2 separate regions of the Homo sapiens genome follow, and region 1 is linked to region 2. A link is a loop called in an ENCODE intact Hi-C map of the cell type or tissue named here. Cell type or tissue: Calu3. All regions are shown on one strand. Each heading gives the region's core, and the rest is flanking DNA. Links, peaks and the distances in the headings are about the cores only.

Region 1 (4,000 bases), core at 1-4,000, 540 kb after region 2:
ATGGCAATGGTCATGATGATGATGATGATGACGGTGATGGTGGTGGTGATGATAATGATAATAATGATATCAGAGGCGTGTGAACCAGAACACTCCATCTTAAATAGTAGCTGGGTAAAATGAGGCTGAGACCTACTGGGCTGCATTCGTAAATGGCTTAAGGCATTCTAAGTCACAAGATGAGATAGGAGGTGGGCAAAAGATATAGATCATAAAGACCATGCTGAGAGACAAAACAGGTTGCAGTAAAGAAGCTGGCCAAAACCCAACAAAACCAAGATGGCCATGAGAGGGATCTCTGGTCGTCCCCACTGCTACACTCCCACCAGCGCCATGACAGTTTACAAATGCCATGGCAACATCAGGAAGTTACCCTATATGGTCTAAAAAAGGGAGGCATGAATAATCCACCCCGTGTTTAGCATATCATCAAGAAATAACCCAGCCTTGGGTCTGCTCTGTCTATGGAGTAGCCATTCTTTTATTCCTTAACTTTCTTAATAAACTTGCTTTGACTTTACTCCATGGACTTGCCCTGAATTCTTTCTTGCATGAGATCCAAGAACCCTCTCTTGAGGTCTGCATTGGGACCCCTTTTCTGTAACTACAATGGTGATGGCTAACATTTATTGAACCACTTGTATGTTACAGGGTCTATGCTAAGCTAAGCTATGCACTTTACATGTATTCTCCCATTTCATCTTCACACCAGCCTTATTAGGTAATTATTTCTGTACCCTTTCACAGATGAATAAACCGAGGCTAAAAAAGATCACTTCTTTCATAGAAGTATTTGTAAATGGGACAGTAGATTTAGTTCAGATGTGCACTAAATTACTCCTTCCTAAAGGATTTATACATCTCAAGAGTTTAGTCATCTTTGATAGATAACTTAGAGAATTAAATATAACAACAGTCTTCCCTAATTGGCCCCCTTCCAGAGTAAGGTCCCTGAAGTAGAAGCTTTGCCACTTACTAGCTAGGGGATTTGCCCTCTGAGATTCAATTTCCTCCTCTGTAAAGTGGGAATAAGCAACATTTAACCTCATAAGGTTACGAAGATTACATTGAGGAACGTATGTAATGCATCCAGTATGATGATTGACATACCCAAGTCCCTAAATATGTTAGCTGTTTTATAATAGATGCTTCGAGAGTGACACCAATGGTGGGTGGGGCTAGAGTTAGAACTCACTTATTTGACAGATACCTATCACATTTAAAAGTTTCCAGCCAAATGAAATACATCTTAACATCAATCAATCATTCATCCATACATGTATTTATTCATTCAAACCTTTATTGACCAATTTACCTGTGATGTTCAGTGTTTTGTTGTAATGCTGGAAATAAGACTCCTGTTTGCTGAATAGTTCATCCCCTGTAAGGGTGATTATCCACCCCTGTGATAGGCAAAACATTTGGCCCCAATTCTTCAGCATACTCTCAGTGTCCACACTATTGCCATAAAACTTCAAGACCTATCTCATGAAAGGCAGAGTATACCTGCAATCCCTTGACCCTGAACTTGGCCACCTGACCTGCTTTGGACAGAAGGATGTTAGCAGACGTGAACGTGACCAAGCAGTGGCTTGAAATGTGCATGTGCAGCTAGGCGTTCCTTTCTGTGCTTCTGCCATGGCCAGGAAAAGAGCTTCCCCAGGTAGCTGCTACCTTTTCAGCCCGAGACACAGCAGAAACACGTGTGGAGCAGAGACCACACCACTGATTCGTACGCTTGTGGCAGGAAGCAGAGGCACTATCCCCACCCCAGGCAGAGCTTCTCCACTCAACCTGCACTACCATGAGGAAAATAAATGCTTACTGTTGTACGCCTCTAAGATCTCACAGCAAAAAGCTGACCAACACAGCCACAAATCATTATTACACAGCAGAGAACATGGCCAGTGATCTGAGGAAGGTACAAATGCCCTATGGAGAATTCAAAGACTCACATGTTCTCATTTGGGAGTTAAATATAAAACACATTTAGAATGCCTGATGGCACTGTGAGAATCTAGGATTTAACTCTGTGAATAGAAAGAAGATAAGAAGCCACAAGTAATTGTGCACTTCATTCGAATTCACACTAACCCTATGCACTAGCTAACCTCTGCCTATTTTGATATTGCATTTCACTGTAGTGGTAACTAGATTTTTCTCTCCCACCTGTAGCCTGGCATAACACGTTCTGTAATCATCTCTGAATATAGCCTCCACTATTTGAACGGGGCTTCTGCCCTCTGGCTTGAGCCTTTCTATCCTCCTCATACCGAGCTCATTTTTGGTGTTAACCTGCTATCTGAGCTGACTTTGCTTTTCCTATTTCCTCCGTGTTGGCAATTGAAAGGAAACCAACCTGCCATTCCAAGCCACGGCCAGCCTCTAGAGGCCATGCCAGGAAACCCCGGGCTATAGTGAGATCACCAGCTATGAAGTAGAAAGGGCAGACAGGAGGAAATGCTTCTGGTGACACAGCTGGCCCAAGCGGCTTTACAGTTCTATAAATGCCACAGTCTCATTAGACTGCAATAGAGATTGCCTTTCCTTCATTCCTCCACGGGATAAGAACATGAGTTGCCATGTTGGTACAACATGACTCCACCGTGAGTCATGCCTGATAAGTCTAGGAAAGAGTCTTTGACCTCAAAATGCATCAGAAATCCTTTCTCTGGAGTGAAATTGGGACTGATTACAGCCTAGTTATGTAATTTTGTACAGCAGCGTTTCTCAACCACAGCCTACCAACATGTGAGGTTGGATAATTTTGTGTTTTGTGATGTAGGGGGCTGTCCTGGACCCTGTAAGGTGTTTTCCTGCATCTTCTGGCCCTGGCCTCTACCCATTAGATCAGCAAGCAGATTCCCAGCCGTGATCACTGAATGTGTCTCCAGGCATTGCCAAATGTCACCTGAGGGACAAAATTGCCCTTCACCCTTTGAGAACCACTGCCCTAGACAGAAGACCTATAAATTCCCACTTAAGGCACCAGGACTGTCCTGGCTCTTGTCTTTTTCTAAACCTATTTAACTCTTTCCTAAATCCCCTGAGAGAGACTGTATCCTTAGAATACTTTTGTTTGTTAAATTTAGTTATCTAGAATTGCTTTCCATTATAAGCAACCTAAAGAACCATGGTTTCATGTGACAGGAACTCAGTAAATATTTTTAGGGAGCAAACTCATCATGCAAAGATCCACTGGGAAGCCCAGGAGCAAACAAAGCGAGTGTGAGGGTCTCAAGTCCCCCTAAAGAAAGGGGTCACCCGGGGTCTTACCATCACCCACAAACTGAAGCAAGGCCAGGTCGATCTGCCTCTTCCAAGGAGAGCCTTTCTGAAGGGCAATTCCATAACCGGTGGTGGCAAAGATGTACCCACTCCCGATGGTCACCAGCTTGCAGCCTTCATCCCTCCCAGCCTTGTAATTCAAGACTGCGGCATCGTAGATGAAAGCGTCCAGCTTCCTGAAATGACAAGAAACCAGGGGGTCATAGGGGTGGCCAGGTACCACCTCGGGGTCCAGCTCCTGAGGCCTGATCCTGAAAGCATCCCACACTTTCTTTCATGCTGGTGATGATGACTCATGGCCTCTCCATCCCCTCATCATAAAAGGATCTATTTTTAATGAGGAGATAAAAGCCAGAACCTTTTCTCTCCAACTTACAAGAGGCAGCTAAATAAAGACATGAAGGATCCATATACCCAAGTGAGTAAACAGTTGAGTTTGCTGGTTTGCTAAGTGTTTGTCCTTAACACTCCCAGTGGTGGAGGACAGTGCCCTATTTAGAAAGGTTTGCATCAGAACAAAATAAACCACTAAGGGGCAGAAGAATTTGGTGGTAGTGTGTATGAAGGGGAAAGGAACTAAATAGGAATATTTTTTCCTCCCAAAAGAAATACATGTGCTGCTTATTTATCATACAGAAATTATTGCAGAATTTTTAAAAATCCAAATAATATAGAAAAGTATTAAAAATACAATTAAAATTAAAGCTACCTA
Region 2 (8,076 bases), core at 2,083-6,082:
GGCTGGCTCAATACACAAGAAAAGAAGGTGATGATGAAATGATGTTTCCTGACCTGGTTCAGACCCAGGTACCACCCTTGCAGGGTGATGCTCGAACCATGTCCAGGAGAGAACCTAGAAGGTGGAAGTTCTGCAAATCATGTAGATCAAATGCTATTTACTAGAGCGTTCCCTTCTCAAGCCAACTTCCTCTCCCTTTCTCCCATTCCTCTCCTCTCAGCTTTCTGGTAACTTCCAATATGCTGGGAGCCTTTCCCTGCTTTCCCCCTACAAAGAGATAGGCACATCACCCATGACTGGCCACAGGAATTCTGAATTCCTCTGGCCACAATGATTGGCTCAACAAAAGCATGTTACCCACCCCTCCTCCCCCAGGCAAATCGGAACTCTTCCTATCATGGGCGAGTTGCTGTTAATTGGTATAATCAGCTGTGAAGATGATGTATGAGCTGTCAGGTCCATTTTCTAGGTGGAAAGAGTTTATCTGTGAACACAGCCAAGACTGAAGAAATTAGAACAAAGAAAAGGTGAGATAGTGTCCTGATGATTTATTTCATATGTTCCCCTAGATCCAGCCTTGCCTGAATGCAGATGCACCATTATACCATGTCAAATGCAGAACAGTAGGTTGAACTCAGGTGCTCATCCAAGCAAAGAGGTGGCTTGGGGTTAGTGTGTGTGTGTGTGTGTGTGTGTGTGTGTGTGTGTGTGATGTGCCTGGGGGAAGGCATGCATCTTGCAAATGCATGTTTAGCAGATATTATACAGCAGTGTCATAGATTCAGACTGGGGAACTCCAGAGGGCAGAACCAGAATTCAAGGGTTGGAGGACCCATGAGGGAAATTTTGGCTTTTTCTAAGAAAGAGATTTCTGGCAAAGTGCCTCAAAGTAGAAGGGTTACCTCAAGAGAGTGAGTCCCCCATCAGTTCCCCAATCCCTGGAGGATACCAAGTGGAGATGTGAGTCATGGATGATGTATCAGTCAAAACTCTTCTGGAAACTTCTAGTATTTTGAGTAACCTCCAAACTGTTCTCCATAGTGGTTGTACTAGTTTACATTCCCACCAACAGTTTACAAGGGTTCCCTTTTCTCCACATCCTCACCAGCATTTGTTATCACCTGTCTTTTGGATATAAGCCATTTTAACTGGGGTGAGATGATAACTCATGGCAAGCGTATTAGTCTGTTTTCACGGCTGCTTGATAAAGACATACCTGAGACTGGGTAATTTATAAAGAAAAAGAGATTTATGAACTCACAGTTCCGTGTGGCTGGGGAGGCCTCACAATCACGGTGAAGGGCGAAAGGCACTTACATCTTACATGGTGGCAGACAGGACAGAATGGGAGCCAAGCGAAAGAGGAAACCCCTGATAAAACCATCAGATCTCGTGAGACTTACTCACTACCATGGGAACAGTATGGGGAAAACTGCACCCATGATTCAATTATCCTCCACCAGGTCCCTCCCATGACATGGGAATTATGGGAGCTACAATTCAAGATGAGATTCGGGTAGGGACATTGCCAAACCGTATCAGCAAGGGAGGAAATGTATTGGTTCATGTAGTCAGGAAGAATTCTCAGATAGCTTTTGTAGAATTGAAGGAGGTGGAGACTGTCTGCTTCCCTCTGCCTGGCTCCATCTTCTGCTTTGTCCATGTGGTGGGGAAGATGGCCACCATTGCTCCTGATTCCACATCGTCCTTCACAACCCTGACTACAAGAGAACGTCACAGGAGAGGACTCTGTGTGGCTCTGCTTGGATCGTATGCCCACTCCTGGAGCAATCACTGAGCATGATTGGCCAGGTCTGGCTGGGTCATGTGTCCATCCCAATGATTGGGAGTAGAAATTACTAGAAGTTACTAGAAGAAGGGTAATGGAGGAAGATGTGCTGGGCTTCTGAAGACATTAGTCACTATGGTCCACTATGGATGGTGTGGGGTGGATTCAACATAAAGTGGGAAGATGTCTGTATCACTTCTAAGGTACTTTGACACACAGTAAGGATGTTAAAAGCACTTGTTGAAGGAATGTATAAAGATTCATTCCTGTGTCTCTGTTTTATGATTTTAGTCTGTCTTGTTAATACCTTGCAGTTGACTTTGCCATGGTAGGTTTTTTTTCTGACCAGCACAGGAGCTCTTTTGCTTGTGTGCTGTGGGAGGGACACCTTGAGGTGCCCTCTGGCTACTGGCCACCTCACTCCACACCTCTCAAATAAGGCACCTTTTGGAGAAGACATTTCCATGTTGGGACACTGTGGATAGTAATTTAGAATTACCAGATGGTGATTAAATCCTTCTTGCTTATTGTCGTGATTCCCTGAGCCTGTCTGCCACCCCTTCCTTCCCAAGTGTTCTAATTAGTCAAAGTTATATGAGAACAAAATTATAATGAGGAATATTCCTTGGTGGGGGGGAAGCACTGTTGGAGTTCCTTGGACTTGCCATCAGTGGAACTCTTGAATGAGGTTAGTAGAGTTAAAACAACTATTCAGGGAGTGGAGATAATTGTAAAAATATTTGATCAAGTTTGTTGGAGCAGGTTGCCTTTTGCAGGTTCCATATTTTGAAGAAAATGCTGCTTTCCGTAGAATCCCAGCTATCTCTGCTCTGGTCTCTACTCTTCATATCATAGCCTGAGTAGTCCTACTAAAGCACTCCTTGCTCAGAAACTTGTAATGGCTCCTTATTGCCCACATCAGGAATGGCAAGTGTAGACTAAGTGTGCTGTTATCCCCCATTCCTACACTCAAGGCAGACATCACTAATCAATTACAGCAAGCCTCAAACTCCTCTCCTTACTGCTTCTCCCCATAGCTAGCTATCAACTAGGGTGGATCACAGGAGGAAACCTATGTGCCTTCCCAGTTCTACAGTGTCAAGGGTCAGGCTGCTTAGTCCAGCATTTGATGCTTTTCAGAGCCTGTCTCTTTACTTCTTCCAGTAAATTTTCTGCTTCAGCTAGCTCCCTGAACTCTCATATGCTCATTGCTTACTGGGCTTTTGAACAGTTTTCTTCTCAGCTAATAGGGGAGCTGTTAAGCATATAGTTTTTGGAATTAAACTCCATGGGTTCTGGCAAAATCAAAATAAAAATGTGGTGATGAATTTCTTAATTTAATGTTTTATTTGGGAAGAAAGAATTGCAGTTTGGGGCTTGCACACAGACTGGGCGGACTTTGGTACATTTGAAGAACAAAGAGAAAGTTGGAGGTTTTATGGCAAAGAGAAATGTTGTGTATTGCTTGTTGAGAATGTTCATTGGCTCTAGACGTTTCTGGGGAGCTGGCAAGCTTGATTGGTGGGCGATGGCAGTAGATGAAATTAGTCCTAGAGTTGCAGCACTTTATCTCAGCAGTTATCGATAAAACTAGTCTCAGGTTACAACAGGCAGTCTCAGCAGCTGGACTTGCAGAGAATAACATTCTTGCAGCAATATTATGTGTCCTGAGTGCATTTTCCCCCCTGACTTTTCAACTCTTTTTTAGTTGGGTGTGACAAGAATGATGAAGTTCATATGATCAACATTCACAATCCAGTTTCAGCTCTGCCACCTTGGAATTGGGCAGCTTTGAGTAAAATATGTAATTATGAAGCCTCACCTTCCTTATCTGCAATTTGCAGATGATAATAATATCTGTTTCCAGGGTTAATGTGTGGGCAAAGGAAGATAATTCGTGAAGGCCCCTAGCACATTATTAAGTCTTGAGTGAGCTTTATATTGTAAAGTGGTATTGCAACGTCTATTGTAGTGGTTTTGTATCTGACACTCTTGTTGGTATGTATTAGACATATGTCCGTTCATTCCACTATCTGTCCATATTATTCCCTGTCTGTTCCTTGTCCTCCTCCATTGCCTTTAAGGCACAGCTAAAGCTCCCCCTCCCCACTGATCTGCCTTTTCCTGTTTTCTAGCATTTCAGAGGCTGCCACATTGGTCAACCCCAGAGGCAACTTCACCTGCTTTTCTGAAGCCGTCCTCCAGGGGCGCCATTCCCATAGACTACAAGGTGAGAGGTGGCGCCCCTGGAGTCGTGGCACCTGGTGTCCTATTTCTCCAGTCACATAAGGGGCCAAACTTGCCTTCTGCAGGAGACTGAATGCTTCTGAGAGCAGAGGCTATGCCTTAAGCACCATCGTGTGCCTGGCATGCATTAGGTGCTCAGTCCACGTGGGTGGAATGAATGGAGAATAGGAAAGGGCTGAGGTACCATCTGATTTTTCCCAGGAATTGGGGCAGTGTTGATGGTCAGTGATGGGGTAAAATACTGAAAACCACATGGATGAATAATGCAATATGGTAAAAATAAAGTCAGATAGAAAACTTCACATCCCCTTTCCCTCCATCTCTATCCAGGAGGGCTCTGAATGCTCATCAGTGGCCTAATGGCTTCCTTTAGTGCCCTCCATGGTCAGCTCAACAGGATGCAACAGGGTTTTACCACCTCTGGACTAGTGGTGTCTTGGGCCACATCGTTCTTTGTGGTAGGGGCTGTTCTGCGCACTGTGGGATGTTGAGCAGTGTCCTTGGCCTCTACCCACCAGATGCCTGTAGCAACATCTCTCTCACCCCCTGGTTATGACAACCAAACATGTCTCCAGACATTGCTGGCTATTTCCTGGAGGACAACATTGTATCAGTGAAGAAACAGTGAGATATTAAACAGTTGTACCTGCAGGTCCCCGACTAGGTGACAGCCATCTGCAAGCAAGGTAAAAGATAGGAAAAGTGAGCCTGTCATTTTACCTATATTTAATTTAGCATTTTGAGGCTTGGCATGGTGGCAGCAGGGATGGATAGCCTTCCAATGACCTGTCCAAAATCTTAAGGCATGAAATTGGACCTTGGCTGACATGGACAATGGCTAATTTGTTGTTGTTGTTGTTTGTTTGTTATTAGGTGAATAGTGACTTGGTTGCTTTGGAAAGCAGCGGGAAGGGAAGGAACTTGAGAGATTTCTAGGATTCTGGAGATGGTGCAGTCTGGTAAAGCTTCTGTCTTTGGGTCAGGTTGACCTCCAGGGCACTGGCATGTCACGTGGCCTGCAGATCTCTCAAGAGTCTTCTTTTCTTTCCTTTCTTACCTGATTAACAGCTTTGTGGGCTCCACTAGAGTCAGATCTTCTAGGAAGGCTTCTCTGGTGCCTATCCTGTCAAGCTAGATCGGGGACCTTCTGTGATCCCATATCCCTCTCCTCCACCCCATATTTATTCCGTCACAGTCCTTAATGTATAGGGGTCCACGTGGCTACCTGTCAGTCTCTGCCACATGGCCATGAACTCTATGTCTCACTTACGTTTGCACATCCAATGCGCAGCATAAGGGCCTGACACATAGTAGGTGGTCATCTCTTCAGTTTCCTACCAGGGGCTAACTAAGCTCTTTGCACAATGGTAATCAAACAAATGGCAGTCCCCAGCTCATGGAGCAGAGTTTCATGTGTCACGATCCTGAGCCTATCCTCATCCATCTCCTGGAATCTGTAGAACACTCTGGGAGTCTGATGTCCCCCAGGCCAGGAAACAGAACCACTGAGTCAAAGGATATCAGATTTCTTCTTGGATCCTCATATAACCTTGTGAAGCAGGATCTATGAGGAACACACCCATTTTATCATCGAGGAGACTGAGACCCAGAGAGGTTAAATGACCTGCTCAAAGTCAGACAGTGAATTGGCAGCAGAGTGTGGGTGAACCTGGGACTTTGAACTCTTGATTAATGCTTTGTTTGGGTTCTGGGTGTAGAGGACAAACTCTGGAGTTGCAATCATGGCTCTGGTAGGTACCAGCTCTATGACCTTGGCCAAGTCACTTAACTTTCCCAACTCTTGATTTCCTCATCTGTAAAATGGGCATCATTCTAAATGTCTTTGTAGGGTTATTTGTAAGCATCAATGAAATGATCCATATGAAGAAAGCTCTTGATCCACATGAAGAAAACTCTCCCAGGACACAGTTGCTGCCATGTATAAAACCCAAATACTCCTTTGCAGGGTGCAGTGCAGAACCCAAAGGGATCCATGATCTCATGGCCAGAACAGCCTCCAGGAAGAAGATGCACAGCTTCCTGAAACCGCACATCCCTCCTTCCTCCTGGGAGCCCAAATTCCAAGAAATGCAGCTAAAATTGGCCCTCAAACAGCTTTTGCAGAGCACGTCGCAGCTTTTTTTGGGTCTAGAGAGCCAGTTTCCATGATGAAAGTGGCACAGAAGGAGAGACCCAGCTAAAAACAGCCACCGCCCAGACTGGTGTTAACAGAATGCAGCCTACCCTGTTGTTTTGGGGGTTTAGACGCTTCGACTTCCGCAGCAGACCTCCACATTGCCACTAGGTGGTAGTATCGCAACACCTGGCAGGAACTGCACCCCAGGACCTTGACAAAGGGGCTGGGAGCCACTTCTGAAAATCATGCCCATCAAATACGCACCAGCTACAAAATTCTGCACCAGATTATTTCCCTTTTATTTGGGGGCATTTATTTGCATTACATGGGCTCTGTGGAAGTGTCTCGTCTAAGGGCTTAGTGCTTTAGTGTCTCAGAAGCAAAGCGAAAGAATTGTCCATGGGTAACATCCTAGCCACATGGCCCCGTGGGTGTCCCTACTGCTAGCAGATATGTGATCCCTGCAGCCCACTTCACTTAGGAGGTTCATGATGCCTTGAGTCCAATGTAGTTGAAGAGCTTGCCTCGATTAGGAGGACGCATAGCTTGCCTAGGTGGTCCGTTGCTGTCCTCTTTGAGTGCAGCGATGGAGTTCTAGCTCTGCAGTGTGGCTGCCTTGTGCTGAGGCCATTAAATCGTCTGGAGAACGGGGGCACTCGTGAAGCCTGCCTCATGGCTGGTCCTTCCCCTGCGAGGAATGGATGAGTGACAGATGGAGGTTTCTTAGGTGGTGTCTGGCTCATAGCAAGGGCTCAAATGTTAGCTCCTTTTGCTATTTTCTCAGTATCTCCAGTGACTAGTGTGTTTTAGTCACTCAACCAAATGGTAGCACAGTGATCCTCACTGTCCTCGTTTAGGTGACAACAGACGTTAGAGGAATGAGTTCATGGTCTCGATTTTCAAAGTGTGGTCCTGGGCTGGCAGCATCGGCACCACTGGGCTCTTGTTGGAATTGCAAGGTCTGGGCCTCTAGTTCAGCCTGCTGCAGCAGAATCTTACTTAACAGCCTCTCTAGGGGGTTTGCGACACATTGAGGTTTGAGGAGTGCTGCTCTGAAGCTCCTTCTGGCTCCCGAATGCAGGGATTCACCCCAGCCTGGGGTGAGCTCTGTCTCTCAGATTCATATCTTTGGGAACAACAGCAGCCAGTCCAGCCCTGCATTTTAACCTTTTACTCTTGCTTTTCCCAAATGTTGTCTCCAGATGCCTCTGCGCTTGGGTGTGTTGGGGTGGGAGGGTGGGGCGATGGGGAGTCGATGGGGGGCCTCATGCTGCCGCAGATTCGGATTTTGCTGGGCTCAACATGCTTTCCCTGAGCTTCCAGATCCAGATCCTCACTCCCCAAGATCCTGCCAGCTTCCCTGTCTTTGCCTACAGCATCCTCTTCATCACCCCAGTGACCAGAAAATGCACTGTTTCCAACCAACCCCTCCTTTTCCCTCACTACCTTGGCCACCAAAGCATCTCTTGCACCCCAGTTTTTCTCTTTGGGTGCCGCTGCTCTGGCTCTTGGTTGTCTAGAACTTTGGGAGCCACCCCAAATCTCCTAAAGGTCCCCCTGACCCCACTTCTCCTCCCCCAGCTCCTGATCTTATCTCACACATTTCTGTCTGATGGAGTCCTCCAAGCTGACCCTTGCACTTTAATGTCCAACATAGAGCTTCCCACTGCTGATTCAAGGTCTGCCCTCCCTTGCGTGGTAGCCAAGGCCTTCTGTGATCTCCTAACGACCTCCAAGTTACCTTTGCGGCTTCATCTCCAGCTTTTTCCTCTCTTATTCTAGATCAGGGGCCTTCGGGCCAAATCTGGTTTGCAGCCTGCTTTTGTAGATAGTTTGATTGGAATCCAGCCACCCATGTGTTTACTGATTGTCTATGTCTGCTTTCACAGTATCAGGGCAGAGT

Evidence for each region. A loop is a pair of places that touch in the nucleus more often than their neighbours do. Peaks named below come from ENCODE experiments on the same cell type or tissue, not always from the same donor. Only the 100,000 strongest peaks of a DNase experiment are listed, where the experiment ranks them.
Region 1: a loop joins it to region 2, with 2.8 times the contacts of the local background. A loop is called at or near these places in 1 of 110 quality-filtered maps.

Annotation. Positions count from the first base shown.
Region 1 is chr16:9,795,001-9,799,000 of GRCh38, forward strand. GRIN2A (glutamate ionotropic receptor NMDA type subunit 2A) reads right to left here. Exons shown (of 13, transcript NM_001134407.3): 11 at 3,277-3,464. All of the region lies in intron 2 of LOC105371077 (a long non-coding RNA gene), which reads left to right. Among named protein-coding and RNA genes, the nearest start is that of LINC01195, 340 kb to the left of the region's middle. In Calu3, for the core only: no CTCF peak of the experiment used is centred there; a DNase peak (open chromatin) is centred at 2,481.
Region 2 is chr16:9,252,303-9,260,378 of GRCh38, forward strand. No RefSeq gene overlaps it. Among named protein-coding and RNA genes, the nearest start is that of LINC02177, 99 kb to the right of the region's middle. RefSeq lists an enhancer at 6,190-6,484. In Calu3, for the core only: a CTCF peak has its summit at 3,996; a DNase peak (open chromatin) is centred at 4,009.